Linked DNA regions of Homo sapiens: region 2 is linked to region 1. Evidence: chromatin contacts called from ENCODE Hi-C or POLR2A ChIA-PET data. All regions are on one chromosome and are shown on one strand. The core of a region is the stretch at or near the end of the contact, and the rest is flanking DNA. Distances in the headings are between cores, read along the strand shown.

The links. A loop is a pair of places that touch in the nucleus more often than their neighbours do. ChIA-PET counts read pairs that join two places held with the same protein, here RNA polymerase II (POLR2A). Pooled maps may share reads with other maps.
Region 2: a map of posterior vena cava shows a loop between it and region 1 (4-fold over the local background). The contact joins two enhancer-like sites. A Hi-C loop is called at or near these places in 1 of 168 maps with a recorded cell type or tissue (posterior vena cava) and 9 of 50 pooled maps. POLR2A ChIA-PET finds 5 or more read pairs at or near these places in 1 of 52 experiments (activated T-cell).

The regions. Positions count from the first base shown.
Region 1 is chr11:68,808,847-68,811,876 of GRCh38, forward strand. The region is part of intron 3 of CPT1A (carnitine palmitoyltransferase 1A); the gene reads right to left. Among named protein-coding and RNA genes, the nearest start is that of CPT1A, 32 kb to the right of the region's middle. Within about 2 kb of position 1,547, at least 8 of the 41 ENCODE cell types and tissues checked have a DNase peak (open chromatin) inside an H3K27ac peak, as active enhancers do.
Region 2 is chr11:69,085,156-69,088,170 of GRCh38, forward strand. It overlaps TPCN2 (two pore segment channel 2), which reads left to right. Exons shown (of 25, transcript NM_139075.4): 20 at 55-131; 21 at 516-597; 22 at 693-775; 23 at 1,368-1,449; 24 at 1,957-2,051; 25 at 2,720-3,015. The coding sequence ends at 2,798. Among named protein-coding and RNA genes, the nearest start is that of MIR3164, 3.5 kb to the left of the region's middle. RefSeq lists enhancers at 430-931, 932-1,431. Within about 2 kb of position 1,251, at least 8 of the 41 ENCODE cell types and tissues checked have a DNase peak (open chromatin) inside an H3K27ac peak, as active enhancers do.

The DNA.
Region 1 (3,030 bases), core at 297-2,796:
TATAATCCCAGCACTTTGGGAGGCTGAGATGGGTGGATCACTTGGGTCCAGGAGTTCGAGACCAGCCTGGACAACATGGCAAAACCCCATCAATACAAAAATAAAATTTAAAAAAGAAAATAAAATAAGAAATAAAAAATAATAAAAATAAAAAATAATAAATATTTCTTCAAAATAAGAAATAAAAAAAGAAAACCACTAATTTAACACTGCATAATATTTAAGTGGACAAAAACAAATTATCTTCAAGGTTATATACTCTTTGCTCCAAAATGTATATCTTTCTATAACCCGTGAAATCTAGCACTGGAGTTTCACTGTAGTCTCTTCTTTAAACCTATACACTCTTTTCTGGTCATCTAACCTATAAACAAACTTGGGTTTAGGGATTTAAGAAGCTATCTTTTAGATAATCTACATTTTAGATTACTGAAAGAAAAAGACCTATATACTTACTTGATTTGCAAAAATAAAAATATTTTAGCATAAACAAATAAATGACACATTCAAGATTTTTAAAAGTATAGACATAGAGGCACTCAGATAAAAAACGTTAGCAAAAAGCTTTCTTTGAAAGGACATGCTCCTTACAAGGCTGTCGGGGACAAACTCAGAGACAAACCTCACATGACACGGATGACTCCACTTTTTTATTCTTTCTTTTTTTTAAGAGATAGGGTCTCACTATGTTGCTCAGGCTGATCTTGAACTCCTGGGCTCAAGCAATCCTCCTGCCTCGGCCTCCCAAAGTGCTGGAATTACAGGCCACCGCACCCAGCCTGACTCCACTTTTGAAGGCAGCAGCCCAGAGATACTGCAGATCCCCTCCAGGACAGGAAATGGCCCATGAGGCTGGAAGACGTTGGCCCTTAACCCGGCCTTTCTAAATTTAGGCCAGGGATGGCCCAGTTTACCAAAATAGGTTTAAGAGGTACAAAGAAACAAATCTTACAAAGACCCAGATTATTAAGGGCTTTAAACAGTCAACACTTCTATATATAATCCAGTTTTAAGAGAGCGCCTACACTAGAGAGTAAATTAAAGAACTGGCCTGGGTGCAGTGGCTCACGCCTGTAATCCCAGCACTTTGGGAGGACAAGGCGGGTGGATCACTTGAGGTCAGGAGTTCAAGACCAGCCTGGCCAACACGGCGAAACCCCATCTCTATCAAAAATACAAAAATTGGTTGGGCATGGTGGCATGTGCCTGCAGTCCCAGGTACTCAAGAGGCTGAGGCAGGAGAATCACTTGAACCTGGGAAGCGGAGCTTGCAGTGTGCCGAGATCGCACCACTGCACTCCAGCCTGGGTGACAGAGTGAGACTCTATCTCAAAAAGAAAAAAAAGAAGATATTCATTAGCCCCATGAGAGAATGAAAAGTACGTAGGAACAGCTCCAGACACAAGGCTCGGAGGCAGCTACCCACCGCAGGCCTGTGGGTCCTGGGACCTCAAGGAAGAGAGCAGCCAGGCCTGCCCTGAGCACCCAGGTCTGCCAGCTGCTTTCTGAGTGACAGCAATGACAGCAGTACCCAGGCAGACAAGGAACCTGGCAGGCGTCCCAGCCAGGCATGCTTCTGCTAAAATGACTGGGAACTTTTATTATGTTTCTTGCAGACTCTTATAGAGGCCTGAGCCAGCGTTCCTGAGCTACCTCAAGGTTGCAAGCAACTCAGCTGGACGCTCGATGACTCTGGAGGGTCCAGGGGCTTCCTGGAGAAGGAACAGGATGTGGAGGGGTCCTCTGCAGACCCTTCGCAAAAAGAGGTTCAGGAATCAGGGCACTTGCTCAAGCTGTCATCAGGAGACTCAGACCATTAATCTGCTTAATCTTTTATTTCTAGTCATCAGAATCAAGGCTGGGCATGGTGGCTCACACCTGTAATCCCAGGACTTTGGGAGGCCGAGGCGAGTGGACCACCTGAGGTCAATAGTTCGAGATCAGCCTGGCCAACATGGTGAAACCTCATCTCTACAAAACATACAAAAATTAGCCAGGCATGGTGGCGGACACCTGTAATCCCAGCTACTCAGGAGGCTGAGGCAGGAGAATTGCTTGAACCCGGGAGGCGGAGGTTGCAGTGAGCCGAGATCGCACCATCGCACTCCAGCCTGGGCAACGGAGCAAAAACTCCATTTCCAAAAAAAAATCAAATTCAGCCGTTAACTGTGAGTGAGTTTTCGTTTACGTCTCTTTTTCTGCCGGTTTATTTTCTTATTTCTTTCTGATTAAACAATATTTATATGCAAACAACCTGGAAGGCGTGACTATAAAGATCCAGAGCTTCGTTTTTTAGCTTAGCCCAGACCCGGCATTGTGCCTTCCACCTGCAATTCCTGGCCCCAAAACAAAGCCCAATTATGAGGAGTTGGTGGCTATTATTGACCTCAGGTGATCGACCCACCTCGGTCTCCCAAAGTCCTGGGATTACAGGTGTGAACCACCGTGTCCAAATGGCAAAAATGCCATTGGTGTAAACAAGCAGCACAGAAATCGAATCAAACGTCTGGCACGGGGCAGCAGGGACACTTCCGAGACACTGTGGAGCTTTCAGACCCGAAAGTAAAATGTGTGTCCAAGCCCAAGGGTCACGGCTGCACGAGGAAGCTGAGTTGCCCTGCGTTCCACTGTCTGGACGTTCAAATGGTGGTAAAGCAGCGGTGTTCACTCGCATTTGTCTCACAGAAGCTTCTGGGGCAGGGGGTGGGGGGACCTCAGTGCTACACTGAAGAAAGCACAGATTTCAGAGCTGCGCAGAGCTGGGTTTGAACTCTAGCTTCCCCGCTCCCTCTTCCTGTGACTTGGGCAGACACCTGCACCTGTCTGAATGCTTTCTCACTGGTAAAAGGGACCCTAATGAGAGGTCACTGCAGTGCAGGCTCTGACCTTCCTAGATGGGAGTCTGGGCCATCTCCAGAACTGGATGGAATAACAGACATCACAGGTGTGCAATAAACATGTGCTATCAACAGGCGGCAGGTGGTTAGAAAAAAAAAATAAAATGAACATGTGCTGAATGTTACCTAAGGT
Region 2 (3,015 bases), core at 1-2,500, 280 kb after region 1:
TGGTGGGTGCACCCATGGGTGGGGCTGATCAGTCCCCGGCTCCTGGCCCGCCAGGTGGTCTACTACGTATTTGCCATCATTGGGATCAACTTGTTTAGAGGCGTCATTGTGGCTCTTCCTGGAAACAGCAGGTGAGGTGGGGTCCGAGGTGCCACAGGGAGTGTCTCAGGGGTGCTGGGGTGGGCGGGAAGCCTTGGCGGTGGCCTCAGTGGGCTCAGCATCTCAGGATGGGAGGGTGTTCTCCCAGTTCCTTCGTCTCCTCCCTCCACCCCCTTTTCCCGACCCCCAATTTCCACCTCCGCTCCGCACCTCTCCTAGGAGCCCTTGCCTGGAGTCTGCTAAACACATTTCTCGTGGCCTGCTCAGAGCAGCACTTTCCCTGCCCTCTGAGCCTCTGTATCCCAATTTGTACCTTCAGGCCAGGCTGAGCACGCCAGCAGAGGAAAGGGGTGTAAGGTATCAGGCCTCAGAACCTGGAGCCCCCGCCCCTGACCCAGGTGTGTTGTGTTCCCCAGCCTGGCCCCTGCCAATGGCTCGGCGCCCTGTGGGAGCTTCGAGCAGCTGGAGTACTGGGCCAACAACTTCGATGACTTTGCGGTGAGCCCTGCGCCCTGTCCCAGCACCCTGCTCCCCGGGCTCCTCCCCTCCCTACCTCCTGGGCCCTCCTGGACCGCTGGTCTCTGCCCCCGCAGGCTGCCCTGGTCACTCTGTGGAACTTGATGGTGGTGAACAACTGGCAGGTGTTTCTGGATGCATATCGGCGCTACTCAGGCCCGTGAGTCCTCGTCTCCCTGACGGCAGTGATTCTCCGTGCAGCCTGGGGGTTCCCTCACCTCCGGGCACGCTGCATCTGCACTGGACGCCCGGAGCGTGGCTGGGACGGGGACTCGGGCCTTGACAGGGAAGTCGGCCAGCGTGGCATCCTGGCTTGCCTTGTCCCTGCCCCCTGCATAGCCACATCGTGACTCTCAGGATGGTGGCCAGTGACTCTGGGTTTACACCTCCTGGAGGTCGTTGGTGTGTTTGGGGCTTCTGAGGAATTCCATGGGGGTGGGGGAGCCCCGGGAAGGCTGAGTGAACGAGATAGTTCAGCTCTGAGCTTGAAGAGCTCAGACTGGCCCCAGCTGATGGTCCTGGGTTTTAATCCCAGCACCGCCTCCTGCTGGCTTAGCTACCTCGGCAGCTTGTTGCACGTTTCTAGGCCTCAGTTGGGTTGTTTCTGAGATGGAAATAGTAACGCGCTCTGCATCATGGTGTGTGTGGGCCGGCTGCCCGAGAGCTGTCCTGGCCACGCAGCAGTGGTGTTTGTATCGAGTGCTCTTGCTTTGCTCATCGTGGTTCACAGGGTGGGTCTCTGTCCTCCGCAGGTGGTCCAAGATCTATTTTGTATTGTGGTGGCTGGTGTCGTCTGTCATCTGGGTCAACCTGTTTCTGGCCCTGATTCTGGAGGTATCAGAGATCCCCACCCAGGCTGTTCTCCATGGTCGTTTGTTTCTAATTCACTCTCGATGGGCCTGAGGCCACCGGCCGGGCCTGCCTGGAACTTTGATGGGAGAGTCGTGCTGGGTTAGGCGGGTCCTGAGTGAGGCTGAGCCCCTCCCGTGGGGCTCAGTGCTGCCCGCCCTGGCTGCTGGGGCCTTGGGGAGTGCTCCTGACATCTGGGCTGCTGGGGCCTTGGGGGGTGCTCCTGACATCTGGGCTGCTGGGGCCTTGGGGGGTGCTCCTGACATCTGGGCTGTGGGGATTCTCAGGCCCCCAGGTCGGGCTGAAGGAGGGACTTGGACATTGGCTCCAGGAGGAGCCAGCAGCCTCGTGGGGCCTGTGCCTGGGTGTCCAGGGTGAATGGCTCAGCCCCCTCAGCGGGTGCCCTGTGGCTGACCCTGGAGGGGCCGGGGATGGGGCAAGGCTGCTTTCATTCGGGGCCCACACTCACTGGCCACTCCTCCTGCTTGCCAGAACTTCCTTCACAAGTGGGACCCCCGCAGCCACCTGCAGCCCCTTGCTGGGACCCCAGAGGCCACCTACCAGATGACTGTGGAGCTCCTGTTCAGGTGTGTGGGTGGGGAAGGCGCTTCTGTCTGGCCCCCTGGGATGGGAAGCCAAGAGCTGGGGGGTGGAGGGGTTGAGGCGGCGGGCAGGCCCTGATGACTGTCCTCCCCCTCCGCCCGGTTATCTGGCTTTGGTCCTGTGCTCTAGGAGAGCAGCTCAGAGCCGGGATCGGGGCGGCTTCTTCTTCCTGCCACTGGCGTCATAGCCTTTGTCCTGCTCTCCTGCTCTTGGATTGGGCATATTTAAGGCACCATCCTTCAGGGTCCATTGGATCCTGTTGGATGTAAACAAGGGACCTGAGGAAAACGCACCCATCTCTTCTCCTGGCAGCTTTGAGATGGTTCCTCTGCTAGTCCAGAAAAGTGACCACCCAGAGGCAGCCCTGCTGTGGGGCCTCTGTGCCTTCCACCAGGGGCTGCCGAGTTGCTGCAGCCAAGCCCTGCGGTCCTGCCAGCCAGTGGGAAGACGTGGCCCCTGGGCTTTTAAGAATGCCGTGTAGATATTTCTAGTGGCTACATCCATCCTGAGGCTCATCTGAGTCCCCGTGTCTCTGTGTCCCTGTGACACTCACTTCGCATGTGTTGCTAAGCTCTGCTCCCTTGTTCTTGTGGGCAGGCCAGGGTCTCCCTCCTTTAGAGGCCCCTGTGTGCATCTTTCCTCAATTCCACAGGGATATTCTGGAGGAGCCCGGGGAGGATGAGCTCACAGAGAGGCTGAGCCAGCACCCGCACCTGTGGCTGTGCAGGTGACGTCCGGGCTGCCGTCCCAGCAGGGGCGGCAGGAGAGAGAGGCTGGCCTACACAGGTGCCCGTCATGGAAGAGGCGGCCATGCTGTGGCCAGCCAGGCAGGAAGAGACCTTTCCTCTGACGGACCACTAAGCTGGGGACAGGAACCAAGTCCTTTGCGTGTGGCCCAACAACCATCTACAGAACAGCTGCTGGTGCTTCAGGGAGGCGCCGTGCCCT